Regions from separate parts of the Homo sapiens genome. Here region 1 is linked to region 2. A link is a loop called in an ENCODE intact Hi-C map of the cell type or tissue named here. Cell type or tissue: ascending aorta. All regions are shown on one strand. Each heading gives the region's core, and the rest is flanking DNA. Links, peaks and the distances in the headings are about the cores only. Region 1 overlaps CASP2 (caspase 2). Region 2 overlaps EPHA1-AS1 (EPHA1 antisense RNA 1).

Region 1 (8,332 bases), core at 252-8,251, 110 kb after region 2:
TGTAATCTCAGCACTTTGGGAGGCCAAGGTGGGTGGATAACGAGGTCAAGAGATTGAGACCATCCTGGCCAACATGGTGAAATCCCGTCTGTGCTTAAAATACAAAAATTAGCTGGGCGTGGTGGCGTGCGCCTGTAATCCCAGCTACTCGGGAGGCTGAGGTAGGAGAATCACTTGAACCCGGGAGACGGAGATTGCAGTGAGCCGAGATCACACCACTGCACTCCAGCCTCACGACAGAGTGAGACCCCATCTCAAAACAAAACAAAAATGTGCTATAGTGTTTGATTCATAGTAAGAACTGTTCACTCATATTAAACTGAAGCTCATTCTGTGAGTTAACATTTATCAAGCATTTTTTATGCATTAACACCATGTGATTTACATGCATCATCACATTTAATCCTCATAGGGACATTGGAAGGTAGACACAATTTTCCTCATTTTCAAATAAGGGAAATTGGGGCTGTGTTAGCTACCTTGATCAAGGTCTCCAATATCTTCAAAGGCAGAGCCGGCATTCAAAATCAGATCTACTGAATTCTAGAGTCCATACCGTTAAAGCTACATTTGTGGCCAGGCGCGGTGGCTCACTCACGCCTATAATCCCAGCACTTTGGGAGGCTGAGGTGGGTGAATCACCTGAGCTCAGGAGTTCAAGACCAGCCTGGGCAACATGGTGAAATCCCATCTCTACTAAAAATACAAAAATTAGCTGGGTGTGGTGGCGTGTGCCTGTAATCACAGCTACTCGGGAGGCTGAGACAGGAGAATCGCTTGAACCTGGGAGGCAGACGTTGCAGTGAGCTGAGATCACGCCATTGTACTCCAGCCTGGGCAACAACAGCAAAATTGTTTCAAAAACAAAAGGGAAAATGACTCCTTCACAGAAGCATGGGGAAGATGAAATGGAAAGCTCCTCTCAATGCCTACAACATACCAAGGACTCAAACAGTTGTAGCTATTATTAATGTCTTCCTCCTTCTCAGATTAGACGTCTTTCCTCTTGTGTTGTGTGTGTGTTTTTTTTTTTTTTTTTTTAAAGATGGGGGTCTCACTATGTTGCCTAGGCTGGTTTTCAACTCCTGGGCTCAAGCAATCCTCTCTCCTTAGCCTCTTGAGTAGCTGGTACTATACGTATGTGTTACTGTGCCTGGCCTCATTCTTTATTTTTTAGAGACGGGGTTTTGCCATTTTGCCCAGGCTGGTCCCAAACTCTTGAGCCCAGGTGATCCACCTGCCTCAGCTTCCCAAAGTGCTGGGATTACAGGCATGAGCCACTGCGCCCGGCCAGTCTGGCACCATTCTTAATATCACAGCTTTGGTTGGGTGTGGTGGCTCATGTCTGTGATCCCAGTACTCTGGGAGGCCGAGGTAGGAGGATCACTTGAACCCAGATGTTTGAAACCAGTGTGAACAACATAGTGAGACCTCATCTCTATTTTATAGAATAAAATTTTAAAAATTAAAAAAAAATCAGCTTTGGTCTGATATTACAGTTTTTCCTTCTTCCTGTTTTCCTTTTCCCTATTAGAGGAAACAGGATGGAGGAGGGCAGCAGAGGGCAGCCCCCAGCTCTGGGAGGGGAATAATTTTAGAAGAGAATCCTCTGGCAGAGGTAAGCAGAAGGGAGCAGAGCTGTGAAATTCAACCTCATACCCTTATTCAAGGGCAAGGGGGTTGGGGGGCGGGGAGGACATGGAATCCAGTTCAGAGATACTGCTCTGTAATTCTCAAACATATCACACCACTGAAAATGCTTCCTATCCTGAAAATGGGTATTTATCTTACTTCCACTATTTCCATAATTTCTTCGCCTGTCCTAGATTTTGTATCCTTCCCTTGAGGCTATCCCATGGTTGTTTTTCTTGCAGTACAACCAACCAGTTTCAGTCCATTTTTCATGCCCTTTTGTCTCCAGTGTTCTGTACCAAATTCTGCTCTATCTGCCGAGGTGCTTCAGCTCACCTCAATCCCCTTCTGCTCTTCCTAGACTGCCATACCCTTCTCTGTATGACTCAACAATATTTCCAGCTCCCACAGCTGTTTCCTACCAAACAAAAAAGTTTTGTTTCTGGTTTGTTATAGGTGGCTCATACCTATAATCCTAGCACTTTGGGAGGCCGAAGCGGGCTGATCACTTGAGGCCAGGAGTTAGAGACCAGCCTGGCCAACATGGTGAAATCCCGTATTTAAAAAAAAAAGTTTTGTTTCCTACCAAAACTTCTGTACAAAGTTCCTACAGAACATTCCATCTCTTGCCAAATTCCATGGCCCATCTGCACCTGCACTTACCTCTCAGGCATATCCTTTAGATACAATGCACCCCCAAAATATCCCAACTTACACAAATTCATTGCTTTGATCTCTTCTATGCTGCACTAGAATTCTCTTACAATCTATGCCCACTCTAGAAGACCTTAAATGCAACCAGGTAAGAAATGGAATTTTACTATCTTCACTCTCCCATCCTTCTATTCCAGCCCAATCTGTTATGGCAGCCTACATCTCATAGTCTAAATAATCAAGAACCAGCACTGTTTGCTAATAACTTCCATTTCATCTGTGAGAAATCCCAGGACTACGCAAACTGAGATGGGCCCACACCTGCATATATTTACAGGATCACAGCAGCAAAATAAGAAGGGTTTTCAGGTCTGGGTATGCCTTGTGAGGTGGTAAGGAATGCTGCAGTGTAAGGGGCTAAGGAAACGAAATCTGTGGGCTTCAGAGGACTGAGTATCTACAGAAACAGATATTGAGCACACATCAGTAATAAATATGAGCATTTATTTGGCACCCGATGGCAATACAAAATCCTGGCAGTGGGAGTGGAAAGGTTCTCTCTCTCAAATACTTCCATACTATGTCGACCCAAAGGCAGGACTTGGCAGCAAGGCTCACAAACCACCCAAACAAATATTTATTGAGCACCTTGACTACTACAGGCCTAGCATTTTGCTAGGGACCATGGGAGATGTGAAGGAAGTTATCTCACACATGATATGTCTTCAAGGAGCTAAAAATGCCAGTGGATAAAAGCAAAACACATGGAAAAACAAAGTACAAATAATAATCCGTGTATATTGTCAAAAGGAACATTTTATCAAAAGGTAGGATTGTAGCTAAGGTTGGCTTGCCTTCTTCCCTCTTTTATTCAACAAACATTTAATGAAGGCCCACTATGTGCCAAGCACTTGGTACATGATGGTGAATAAAACAAACAAGGTTTCTGCCCTCATTTACAGCCTGGTAGGGGAGACAGAAATGAACAAGTAAAAGTAGCATATATATAAACTGCAATAAATGCAATGAGGGGAAAAGACAAGATGTGGTGACAGACACAGAAGTAGACTGCTCAGGGACTGAAGGGCCCGGGAATTGTCAAGACTTGAGGAAGAAGGACACCACCTGAGTCAAGAGTGGTGGGGGTGGAGAGCTGAGAAGGCCCAGGAAAAGGGCAGGAAAGAGCACAAAATTAGAAGCTGAGAGGAGACCACTCGGGCTGGAGCTTAGCAAGAAATCACCATTTAATGAGGTTCAAGGGGAAGGCAAGAACCAGTTCTCATAAACCAAGGTGAAGAGTTTACATTTTAAATGAGGGGTAATAGAAAGCAGAAGGGTTCTAAGCAGGGGGGTGATCAGATTTATATTTAAACAACCAAATCCTGGCCAGGTGTGGTGGCTCATGCCTGTAAGCCCAGCTATTTGAGAGGCTGAGGCGGGAAGATGGCTTGAGGCCAGGAGTTCGAGACCAGTCTGAGAAACATAGTGAGAACTCACCTTAAAAAACAAAAAACAGCAAACAACCAAAAAAAATTAAAAACCAAAACTACTCTGTTATGTGAGAACAGACTGGAGGAAGAAAGAATGGAAGTTTTTTTTTTTTTTTTTTTAAAAAAAGGTCTTGCCCGGGCGCAGTGGCTCACGCCTGTAATCCCAACACTTTGGGAGGCTGAGGTGGGTGGATCATGAGGTCAGGAGATCAAGACCATCCCGGCTAACATGGTGAAACCCTGTCTCTACTAAAAATACAAAAAAATTAGCCGGGCACGGTGGCGGGCACCTGTAGTCCCAGCTACTTGGAAGGCTGAGGCAGGAGAATGGCGTGAACCCGGGAGTTGGAGCTTGCAGTGAGCTGAGATCGTGCCACTGCCCTCCAGCCTGGGCGACAGAGCGAGACTCTGTCTCAAAAAAAAAAAAAAAAAAAAAAAAAGTCTTAAAGAACAGGGAAGTTGGGAAGTTTCAGATAAGCAGGGATAAAGGTTTCTAGGTTGAAAACAATAACATGTATGGCACTGAAATAAAAGCCACATAATATCAAAGGAGAGTTTAATACTGAAAGAGAAAGCAGGAACAAAGAACTACATTACATCTTTGAGCATTTACATGATCCTGTAAAGCAGGATTCTAGACAGATTTGGTGGCAGCAGCCAACAGGATGAAATGAAGGTAAAGAAGGGAGAGATATGAAGCAGGGAGATAAGCTAGGAAGCTTTTCTAGAAATCTAGATATGAAGTGCAGGTTGATTGAATGAAAGTGGGAATAGTAAGGGAGAGAGATGGACGTTTCTCAGGAAGGAAAAAGACAGAGAGGTGGTTACAGAGTCTAGGGAAACACACCATTCTTCCTGGCCTTCTCTGATGCTCCCCACGAGGCTCATTTCAGTAACAAAGCTCAGAGAAACAACCAACGAAAGATCTTTGAGACTTCCATGGGCAAAGATCAATAAGGTACAAATGCAAGGCAATGTTGGCTGACAGGCTGCGGTGCCTTGAGCCCAAACGAGCCAAGAGTGTCCTTCCACTGGGTGGCGCTGCAGTACTGAAGGGAACGCACAGGCCGCTTCTGGACACTGCAGCAAGGTGCGTCTCTAGTCATGTTTGCTTCTTCAGAGCCAAAAGATAATGTCTACATTAAATTTGGACACCTTCCAAACTCTCACTCTAGGACAAAAAGGGCGGAGGATATGAATGAAATAAAAGATAGGAGATGGTCTCTCAGACATCTTAACTAATGTAATAAAAGCAATCACTAAAGTGCCATCTACAAAAGCTGGAACTGAACACAAATATGGGGAATTTATATGCCCTCTCCCCATAACCACACTGTGTTTACAACTTCACTTGTCAGGCTCTTCAACTGCAGCTGAAACATTCCTGGCAATAGGTCCAACCAAGGCTGGCTCTACAGGCAAAGGGCTTCACAGAAAAGGAGCTGGCCTGGAGTCCCACACTCAAAGGCAGAGATGATGGGCACAGGAAACAAGTCTGGGAGATTCCCACATCCCTGAGGGGGCAGAACAGAAACCGTGCATCCTGAAGATCAAAGGCTCTATCACACCTCCTGTGGTCCAGTGGCTTCCACTTGGCGTGGATGATGGGGAGGTGACATCATGTGGGAGGGTGTCCTGGGAACAGGTAGAGGTGGCGGCACAGAGTGCTGCAGTATTCAGACATCTCCTTGCACCGGTGGAATTCTGTGCCAGGAGCATAACCTTCCCGATCCTTGATAAGTGCGTTCACCTGGAGGGGCAGAACCAATAGGCCCAAGTCTGAGAATCTCGGGCTTCAGGAGAGCAGCAAACGGGAAGGGGAGACGGACTATGAAAGAGCATTCAAGAGAGGAGGAAAGTAGAGCACTGTGGAGACACACAGGGGTCACGGAGCCCGCTGGCTCACCTTAACCAGCATGTCGGCCACGTGCATATCACAAGCCCGCTCAGAAAACACTTGAGCAAGAGCCTCGATGTACCAGGAACCTCGTTTGGTGTTCCGCATGGCGGCAGTCCCTGCAACCAAAAGGGCATTAATCACAGTGTGAATGCCATCACACAGCTGCACTTCCCAAACTAGACTCGGCCATGACACCTGCACCCTCCCTAGTCAGAGAACCCAGCATGAAGAATCTAAGTCTAGGAGGGTACTCTTTTGGATTATTGGCATACTTTGGAGATACCGTAGGTCTGTTTCCAGACCAGCTTAAGAAAGTGAATATGGCAATAAAGCAAGTCATACAAATTTTCAGGTCTCCCAGTGTATACGGAAGTTATGGTTACTATCCTACAGTCTATTAAGTGTGCAACAACATTATGTCTAAAACATGCATATGCTGTAATTAAAACATACTTTATTGCTGAAAAATGCTAACAGAGGCATGCCAATAGAAAAATGGTGCTGACAGATGCTCAAAGGATTGCCACAAACCTTCAATTTGTAAAAAGCAGCTGAGCATCCCAAATCCAAAAAATCTGAAATGCTTCAAAATCTGAAACTTTCCAAGTGCCAATATGATGCTCAAAGAAGGTGCTCATGGGAGTGTTTTAAATTTAGAATATTTGGATACGGGATACTCAACTAGTAAGTATAACGCAAATATTCCAAAATCCAAAAAAACAAAAAAATCCAAAATCTGAAACACTTCTGGTTCCAACACTTCAGATAAGGGATACTCAACCTGTACCTGCAAAGCACAATAAAGCAAAGTGCAACAAAATGAGGTATGACTCAACTCTTTTGGAACTCAAAGTACCTTTGAGGCAGGCATAGCCGCATATCATGTCTGAGCGCGTGGGCAGTCTCATCTTCGGCAACTTTTCTTTACCGGCATCACTCTCCTCGCACCCAGGGGATCCTGCGTGGTTCTTTCCATCTTGTTGGTCAACCCCACGATCAGTCTCATCTGTAACAAAGGCAGACAGAATGGACAATGATGTTACTTCTTCCTATCTCTCTTGGGCCTGTCACAGGCAAGCCCACGTTCCCTACAACCTTGAAGGGGAAGAGCCATTTCCAGCTGTTGCCTCCAACCTATGGCTGATAAACTAAAAAAAAAAAAAAAAAATTATTACTCTCTCAGCATGCATCTGTTACTCAGGGGATGCCTCATACACACCGGGCACCACGCTCAAGCACATGCACATCTATGCGGTTGGAGCAGTTCCCATTCTGTGTAAGACAGGGAAAATGCCAAATCAAATACTCCTTGTAAATGGAACTGAAAATCATCTAAGTCCACAACTCACTTGTTCAATTAACAATATGCCTGGGAGTCACAGTGCTTTTTATTGCAATACATAATAAAATATTGATATATTTAATTACATAAACAAGAAAAAACAAGGTAATAAATAACAAATACGGTTACCATATGTATGCTATATAAAAATCACAACCTCGAACTATGTATCAAAAAATAATAAAACTAAGTATGATCAGTTGTTTCCAAGGTGGTTTTGATATCTTCGAAGCACTATGTTTATTAATTTCATAAGATAAATTATAGCAAGCATCCAAGATTTAAGAAAAAAAATTTTTAATTTATTTTTTAAAATAACTTTTTAAATCTTTTTTTTTCTTTTTTTAATAGAGATGGGGTCTTGCTACGTTGACCAGGCTTGTCTTGAACTCCTGGCTTCAAGTGATCCTTCTGCCTCGGCCTCCCAAAGTGTTGGGATTATAGGCATGAGTCACTGCACCTGGCCTTATGAAAATTTTAAGAGGAAAAACTTAAAGTGGGGAGAACTTGACTGTTTTCTCCCAGAAAATTTAAAAAGATCATCCTTATTCAATTTTAGCAGTAATTTCTCAACATACCCTGAGCAGATCCTTGCTCTTGATACAAGCCTTATGTATCCCAAGACAGACTCTTATTTTTGATGATGTTGTTTTATTTTGGGTGTGGGCAGGGGTGCTGTCAGTAGGCAAGACAGATGGGGAGGACTCTCAGGTCAACACATCAAAAGTAAGAGTATGCTCTTTTACAGTACTTCCTGATCCATGCAATGTCGAGGGAGCCTAGGAAAGAAGGGAAGCTTCAAGAATTGGGGGAAAAGGACCAAAGCACAGGTTTAATAAAAATGTGTCAAGCAACTGCCATGTGTTGGGCACTGTCTTACTTTAAGGCCTAGGGATAGAGTGAAGAGAAAATTCCTGCCGTCATGGAGCTTACACTCCAGTTTAGAAGCTGACTGGGGCAGGGGGGTGGAGCTTTTTCTAGACATTAATTATATTAACCAAATACAGCAGGAAGACAGGTGAACTCAAATTTTCAATGGAACAATTGGCTACTGGTCATTCCTTGAAGGATTTAATTTCAGAAAAGTTAGAGAGACAGAGCAAAAGATCCAGATTACTCCAGAAAAGAGCAATTACTCCTTATCCAGATCCAATAGTGTATTAAATCCCTGGATATAGGATGAGAAAATCACAATTTAACGTCGTTTTGTTAGTAAAGACGCCTAAAGGAAACAGGCCAAGCTAAAGAGAAAGGAGAATTCCTCTCTCACCTTTATATCACAGATCCATCAATCAATAAATGTCACTGGTTCTT
Region 2 (8,326 bases), core at 327-8,326:
GATCAAAGCCAAAAGGCTTTGATTTACCCAAGAAAATCGGGACATTTTGTCATTTCCATTGCATGTGAGTGTCCATGGTTCTTGGTGACAGACTCTTAACTCCTTAAGTGCCATGAGAGTTTCTTAAAGTAGTTATGTTTGTCCATTGCTGTCCTCACCAGCCACTTACAATTAGGTGCTTCATAAAGACTTGGTGATAAAGGTAACATTACGATAATAAGGGGCTATCTTTCTATTATCCTATTGTTTGTTTTATTTATGTATTTTAGTTCTGAAAGTTGCAAAAAGGCAGTGAGGGATGCATTTCAAGCTGAAAGAAGAGTGATGAAGAAAAACAGAACAAATCCTCATGAGGAAATAAAAGACCAGTAAATAACTGAGTAAAGAACTGAGTGAACTTCAGAGCACCTTCTGAACAAATACAACCTTTTGGCAGAAGGCCAGACCTTCAGGGAGGACGGCGGAAGGTGTCGGTGCTGCTGGAGAGAACTGGAGAGCAAAGGCACCATCAGAAAGTGACTTTTATTTTTAATCCCGCTAGACTATTAGGAGATACAAAGTGAAATTCATGTCACAGAGCAGAAACATAGAGCAAAATAGGAGGATTTAGAAGAGCAGACAGCAGGAAGAGAACATATCAAACAGAGGAAAGGAAAGAAAAATATCAGGACTTAACTAAAATTTTCATTCATTTTGTTCTACCAGGTGACAAGCAGCAGAGGAAAACAAAAAGACTGCCTTAGTCATGGGTAACTGTCCTTAGTCTTTGGTATCCCATCCTTCCAAGAAAATCAAGACTCTAAATCCAAAAGCACCACATGATGATATCGTTTTTACAGAAGGCATTGCTGGGGGACAGAGATGGAGGATGCATTCCATCCCACAGCCCACTGCAAATCTTCATAAATGCCCCTTCCGTATCTTGGCCGTTTTTAACCAATGCTGTCCTCCCGAGCATCTGAATGACTCTGCCTGCTTCCTGACCTTTTCTCAACAATCCTCATCCAGGCTTTTCTGGTTCCCTGCCTGTCAGTCTCCATTGCCAACCCCATCACTCAAAGTCTCCCATCGGCCAAACAAAATCCTAATTCGTCACCATTGTCTCTAAAGCATTTTCCCAGAGGTCAGAAATTTATTTCCAGCACCCCTACTTTCACACTGAGGTAAGGTTTTTTTGAACCAAAAATATAACTACCAATCTGAATATGGTTATTGGTTAATTTCCCTCACCTCTATATCTAAGCAGCCAACATACCCTGTCATACTACAAGTGAAATGTCACTCATCGCCTCCCTCTATCCACTCATTGCCCAAGTTTGAGCTCTTACTGTTTCTTCCCTGGATCATTATCTCTCTGATTCCAGTCGCTGCCTCTTCCAGCTCTTCCCCCATTCAGCCACCAGAGCCCAAAATGCTCCTCTGAGCACGTGTCTCCCATATTCAAAATTTTACTGGTTCCAGGTTAGATAGGGAAGAAAGTTCAAAAAAAAAAAAAAAGAAAGAAAGAAAGTTCAGTGTAGTTGGTCACCGAGGCTGACTCCAGCCTTAGCCCATCTCCCAGTTCCCCCTCTTTAGCCCAACTCAGCCAGTCACACCACCCTGCACGCCATTCCTTGGACAAAAGCCATTTTCCCATTTCGTACAGGCATCGAGCTGCTGATGCTTGTGTGGGCCTGAAACATTTGTCACACAGCTGACTCTCCCCAGCCCCTGCACAGTCCTGGAAACCCCGCTTCAAGCCCTCTCATCTCTTATTTAGACCAAGACAACAGCCTCCTAACCTACCCATGCTTCTGCCCTCAGCCCTCCCCTGCCTTGCCCCATCTGTGTTCTGCACGCTGGGCAGGTTGATCTCTTCAAAGGTAAGTCAGAGAATATGCATCTCCTTTCACTGGACTCCCTCTAATGGCTTCCATCTCACTCAAAGTCAAAGCAAAAATCTGTGAAATAGCCTGGGAGGCCTTAGGTGTGCTGCTCCCCATCCAACCCCTATGACCATCTCCCTCCTAAAGCTCTGGCCTCCCTGTCCTTCCATGAACCCCATGCATGCCTGCCCTGGACTTTAGGGCTGTTTCCTTGGTCTGGATTGCTCTTCCCTCTGATGACTTTTGTAGCGCATTCTTTTCCTCCTTCAATTCTTTGCTCAAAAGTTACCATATCTGTATAATAGAGCCCTCCTTATGTGATTCCTATTCCCCTAACCCTGTTTTAATTTTTCTCCCAGTGTGTCTCACCATCTGAAGAATGCATTTTGTTATTTTTTTATGTACTGTCTGGCTCCTCCCCCTAGAATGTACACTCAGGGAGGGTGGGGTTTGGGTTTTTTTTTTTTTTTTCTATTTTGTTGTTTGCTGGTATATCCCCAGCACTTAGAACAGTGCCTGACTCATAATAAGATCTCAATAAATTTTTGTTGAATGAATGAATAAAAACTGCCTATTGAAGTCATTCTACTAGGCTCAACACAAAGGCCACCTTTTCCCATACAGTTCCTGTCAAAATTAGCCTCCTGTATTCCCTTGGCCACTTGCTTCTGCCTCCACCTTAGGGCTTACCTCTTTCACATGGTGCATCCCCCTCCCACAGAGGTGCTCCTGGAAGGTAAATGAGTCCATTTGCATGTGAAGAAGCTCAGTCTCAGAGAGGTTAAGAGAAATGTCCAAGGCCTTACACATAGGAGGCAGAGAGCTAGGAGTCTACAGAATCCAAAGGCCACTAAATACCCATTCCATTAACTCCTAGTGCTTCTCAAAAACAAACAAGAACTTTCTAAGCAAACACTCAGTACGGTGGGTATCAGGTTTTAATTTTGGTCTAATATTTAGTACTTCCCCAGAACTGTTGAAACAAAGAAGAAAGGAAGGAAGAAAGGAAGAGAGGGAGGGAGGGGAAAAGCTTCAGTCACTTCTTAATTGAGGCTCTGTTCAGACAACACAGCAGCTTCAGTGTAAGAAGACTTAATCAGAGCCAGGTGCGGTGGCTCACACCTGTAATCCCAGCACTTTGGGAGGCCGAGGCGGGCGGATCACCTGAGGTCGGCAGTTCATAGACCAGCCTGACCAGACCAGCCTGACCAACATAGAGAAACCCTGTCTCTACTAAAAATACAAAAAGGTAGCCAGGCATGGTGGCACATGCCTGTAATCCCAGCTACTTGGGAGGCTGAGGCAGGAGAATTGCTTGAACCTGGGAGGCGGAGGTTTCGGTGAGCCGAGACGGTGCCATTGCACTTCAGCCTGGGCAACAAGAGTGAAACTCCGTCTCAAAAAAAAAAAAAAAAAAGGATTGCTTAAAGCCAGGAGTTCAAGACCAGTCTGCCAACATAGTGAGAGCTCATCTCTTCAGAAAAAAAAAAGTTAGAGTGTAAGCATCTCTCTCTAGCTTACAACCTAACAGACACACTACAAACAGTGGGCACCATTTTTTTCCCAGCCAGCGCCTCCTAGGTGACTTGGTTTCTGGTTTTTTCATATGTATCCAAAGCAGAAAGCCCAAAAGTGAGGCAACATGGTGGCACACCCCACCCTCCCTTCCTCACCTGGTCAAAAGTCTATCATTACTGTGATGACTAGGTCAAGTTAAGAAAGCTACTTCCTAGCCTAAGGGCCTACCATCTTTATAATAGTAGGAATATATAAAAATCGCTGTCACTTTCATATCATGTTGATAAATATTCCCATGGTATTCTAAGATTTTATAAACAGAAATTATCTGTGGCTCTCACACCCAGAATTTGAAGATATAGGTGCAATTACCAAATTTTCCCACTAGGTGGCTCTCATAGTTTATGACCCATGGCCTGGATCGCCTAAACTCAGGGATAGATTTGGAAATGTGTACATTAATTTCTTAACAGAGGTGGTTGTTATCTATATGTTCAAATGTGTCTGTGTCTGGGTAAGTAGATTTATAATACTTTCAAACTAGAACTTGTTAGAAAAAGATATAAATTACCCTATTACGATCCCTTTATAAATAACTTCTTCAAAGCAAAATGTAAAAGAAATCCAATCTGTGCCCAATTAAGAGGTCCCATACTTATCAAATACTTCTTTTACAAGACAACAATATAATATTACCTCCTGACAACAGAACCAGTAACTTCAAATAGTAAGCATGGGTTATGCCGATCTTCTTCCCAACCCTCTGTAGAAGTTACAAGAACTCCTAGCCTAGCTAGAAATAAAACTGAATGTTTTTCAAATAAATTATGCTTGCTTAATGCAGAAGACAGAGCTGATAGTTTATTTCAGCCCTCTCTTCTCGCAGGCTAGCTAAATTAAAATGGACTTCAAGACATGGCTGATTTATCACTTTCTCTTTCCCTCCTGAGCTCCAACCAGTACACTTTTTGACAAGGACCAAGCTATCGCTGTGCTCCCGGGGGATTCCAGTATTTAACACTTGTCTCAACCTGTTCTTATTAAATTTCTGTCATGCCCCAGTTCACTGAGACACATTTGTTCTCTTCCTTTCCCTCCCTCACTTCTACCAGCCCAAGCATTAAGGCAGCGTATTAACTTCTCAGGTTAGCAACACTATCTTCTCAGGCAGTCAAGCAAACAAGTTCAGGTGGAAACACAATGATTTCTCATGAGACGCGCACAAATATCATCGTAAGATATTTGAGTCACAGCCACTTCACATGACTAACCCCTCCACATTTTCATTTCATGACTCAAGAAATCAAATGAAATATTAGAACAATTGGGAATGGTTTTATTTGTACTTTGGTATGAGATATGTGCGGAATGGGGGTAAGGAAGGTATTGAGATAAAGGCTTGTATCTGAATACACACTTGGATATAATGCACAACCCTGTGTGAATTCCCGTTTGACTCCCTTTTTCTCTCCCAACAGCTCCAGAAACGAGCCCATCTCACTCCCTGTGGCTGCTACCATCCACCCTTCAACTTCAGCTTCCCCTTCCACGTGTCCCATCACTAGAATGCAATGCAGGTTCACAGCTTGTCAACTACCTTCTTGTCTCTAAAACAAAGAGAATGATTTAGAGGATGTTAATACTGCAGAGATACATTTAAAAAAAATCAGCACAGGGAGAATTGCCATATGTCCTGAAAATGTTAGAGTGGTATTTATTTTATTTTCATATTGCATCATAATGTAAATGGGTCGAAAGTGATCTCTCTTAGCATCTTTTTTTTTTTTTTTTGAGATGGAGTTTTGCTCGTTGCCCAGGCTGGAGTGCAGTGGCACAATCTCAGCTCACTGCAACCTCCGCCTCCTGGGTTCAAGCAATTCTCCTGCCTCAGCCTCCTGAGTAGCTGGGATTATAGGCGCCCGCCACCACACCCGGCTCTCTTACCTTTTTCTTTAGTTTTCTCTTGCCTCTTCTTGAGATTGAAGCTTCATCCAAACATCCCTTTTAATCCAGAGGCTGGTGCTACTTTCAGCAGACTTTATCCTTAATTCCCTCAAACCCATCTTGCAAATAAACCTGTACAGGAGGACACAAAAATAAAAAACATGTATCCTTAAATTGCATGGTGCCACCAGAAGCTTTTGCTTGTACACTTTCTCATATTTGTACTTTTCTCATATACTATGACCAACAACATTATCATCATTTCCCCCATTTTGCAGATGAGGAAGCGGAGTCTCAAAACAGCTAGGTGATTTGCCCAAGATCACTTGGCTATGAAGTGACAATATTAAAATCTTCTAAAATATAACTTTGCTTTTGACACTTCAGAGAAAACTTCCAACCGCCTCTATCTCAAAACAGTTCTATTTCTAGCAAGAAGACAGATTCCTAAACAGTATCGGGTGTCTTCCTCTTAGCAAACTGACTGGAAGAAGGGAGGACATGCAGGGTTTAAGGGGGAGGGTGTATAATTGGGACCTGTGGCACTGCTTACAGACCGCCTCTGCATACTTTTAATCAATTAAAAAGTTGTTAGGAGGCTGGGTGTCATGGCTCACTCCTGTAATTTCAGCACTTTGGGAGGCCAAGACGGGCAGATTACTTGAGATCAGGAGTTTGAGACCAGCCTGGCCAACATGGTGAAACCCCGTCTCTACTAAAAATACAAAAATTAGCCGGGCATGGTGGCAGGTACCTGTAATCCCAGCTACTCAGGAGGCTGAAGCAGGAGAATCGCTTGAACCTGGGAGGCAGAGGTTGCAGTGAGCCGAGATCATTCCACTGCACTTCAGCCTGGGCAACAGAGTGAGACTCCATCTCAAAAAAGAAAAAAAAAGAATCATTTGGGTTAGCAAAAGTCTAGTTTAAAAAAGGAAGTACGGCCGGGCGCAGTGGCTCATGCCTGTAATCCCAGCACTTTGGGAGGCCGAGGCGGGCAGATCACGAGGTCAGGAGATGGAGACCATCCTGGCTAACACGGTGAAACCCCGTCTCTACTAAAAATACAAAAAATTAGCCGGGCGTGGTGGTGGGCGCCTGTAGTCCCAGCTATTCGGGAGGCTGAGGCAGGAGAATGACGTAACCCGGGAGGCGGAGCTTGCAGTGAGCCGAGATTGCGCCAGTGCACTCCAGCCTGGGCGACAGAGCGAGACTCCACCTGAAAAAAAAAAAAAAAAAAAAAAAAAAAAAAAAAAAAAGGAAGTACGTTTTGTTTGGAAAGATTAAACCTCTCAGAGACACAGATAAGCCGGATAAACCATGAAAGTCGCTCAATGTAGCAATTCAAAGGTAGAACCTAAACCTGTTTAACCACAGGTCAAGAAGTTTTTAAAAATAAGGTGTTCTTTATACAGTGGGATACCATACAGCAATGAGACTGAATCCACACACAACCAAGGAATACATCTTCCAAACGTAACGGTAAATGAAAGAACTCGGACACCAAAGAATGCATATCAGATGATTCCGTTTCATAAAGTTTAAAAACAGGCAAATCCACTCCGTGGTGTTTTAAGTCAGGATATTACTCTCAGGTGGGGGGCGGGGTAGTAAAACAAAAGTGAGGTGTTTGCTAACATCTCTGCTTCTTGAAACCCTGAATAGAGGTTAGGCCACAGGACTGGGAGTCAGACAGAACTAGGTTTAAATCCTGGTTCTGCAGTTGAGTGACTTTGAACTACTTTAATTCCCGGTGTCTCAGATTTTTCCACCTATAAAATGAGACTAATGATACCTTCCTCCGAGGGTTGGTGTGAGAAGTCAATGAAACGATGTATGTGAAGTGCGGCAGCCTGCGTAGGTGCTGTAATAAGTGGTAACTATTATTATCCCCGCCCCTGTTGCCTGGTGGTAAATGGGGATCAGAGAACAGATAGGTAAGAACACAGACAAGAAGGAAAGGGAAGGACCTAACTAGGCTTATGATTAAAGACGTGCAGAATCCACCAGAAGGCTGTACTGGTAAGTGCCATTTCCTCCCTCCCACAGCCCACACGGTCTCCTGGATTTTGCTGCCTGCAAGTTTGGGCTGGCCCACAACAGCCAACCAAAGTCGTTTGGGTCCCATCCATGAGGGCCCTTGCTAGGGGACTTGATACTGTTACAGGAAAGGGGTCTGGATCAAGATCCCAAGAGAGGGTTCTTGGATCTCATGCAAGAAAGAATTCAGGGTGAGTCCATAGAGTAAAGTAAAAGCCAGTTGATTAGGAAAATAAAGGAATAAAGAATGGCTGCTCCATAAACAGAGCAGCCCTCAGGGTTGCTGGTTGCCCATTTTTATGGTTATTTATTGATTATATGCCAAACAAGGGGTAGATTATTCACGTCTCTCCTTTTTAGACCATATAGGGTAACTTCCTCACGTTGCCATGGCATTTGTAAATTGTCATCGGTGCTGGGGGGAGTGTAGCAGTGAAGACGACCCCAGGACCCTCTAGTGGCCATCTTGGTTTTGGTGGGTTTTGGCCAGCTTCTTTACCGCAAACTGTTTTATCAGCAAGGTTTTTATGACCTGTAACTTGTGCCTACCTCTTATCTCATCCTGTGACTTAGAATGCCTTAACTGTCTGGGAATGCAGCCCAGTAGATCTCAGCCTCATTTCACCCAGCCCCTACTCAAGATGGAGTTGCTCTGGTTCACATGCCTCTGACAATACTAGTCCAAAAAATTAGTTTGTACTAATTCTCTCATAGTAGTTGCTAGCAACATCCTGGGTTACCCTGCTGGTGATGTTGGTTGCATTTTGACCAGAGCCTATGGATATACAAGACCATGACCTAGGCTGGGTGTAATTTCACCTTATCCTCAGTCAGAAAGGAGCTGGGTAGGGAGTAGAAGGGGAATAATATGAACAGGGTAGTGTTAACGTCAAGTTTGTAAGAACAAGCCACAGCCTGGGCTGCAGGGACTCTGCAGGCTTTCCTTTCTGACTGCAGAATGA

The links. Hi-C counts contacts between places; a loop is a spot of excess contacts. Peaks named below come from ENCODE experiments on the same cell type or tissue, not always from the same donor. Only the 100,000 strongest peaks of a DNase experiment are listed, where the experiment ranks them.
Region 1: it touches region 2 in a loop (4-fold over the local background); 35 of 110 quality-filtered maps call a loop at or near these places.

Annotation. Positions count from the first base shown.
Region 1 is chr7:143,302,134-143,310,465 of GRCh38, reverse strand. It overlaps CASP2 (caspase 2), which reads right to left. Exons shown (of 11, transcript NM_032982.4): 9 at 6,533-6,682; 10 at 5,683-5,792; 11 at 2,770-5,526. The coding sequence ends at 5,395. Among named protein-coding and RNA genes, the nearest start is that of CLCN1, 9.8 kb to the left of the region's middle. In ascending aorta, for the core only: a CTCF peak has its summit at 4,813 (motif pointing right); a DNase peak (open chromatin) is centred at 4,809.
Region 2 is chr7:143,412,201-143,420,526 of GRCh38, reverse strand. EPHA1-AS1 (EPHA1 antisense RNA 1) reads right to left here. Exons shown (of 5, transcript NR_033897.1): 2 at 5,328-5,459. Among named protein-coding and RNA genes, the nearest start is that of EPHA1, 7.5 kb to the right of the region's middle. In ascending aorta, for the core only: a CTCF peak has its summit at 3,770 (motif pointing right); no DNase peak of the experiment used is centred there.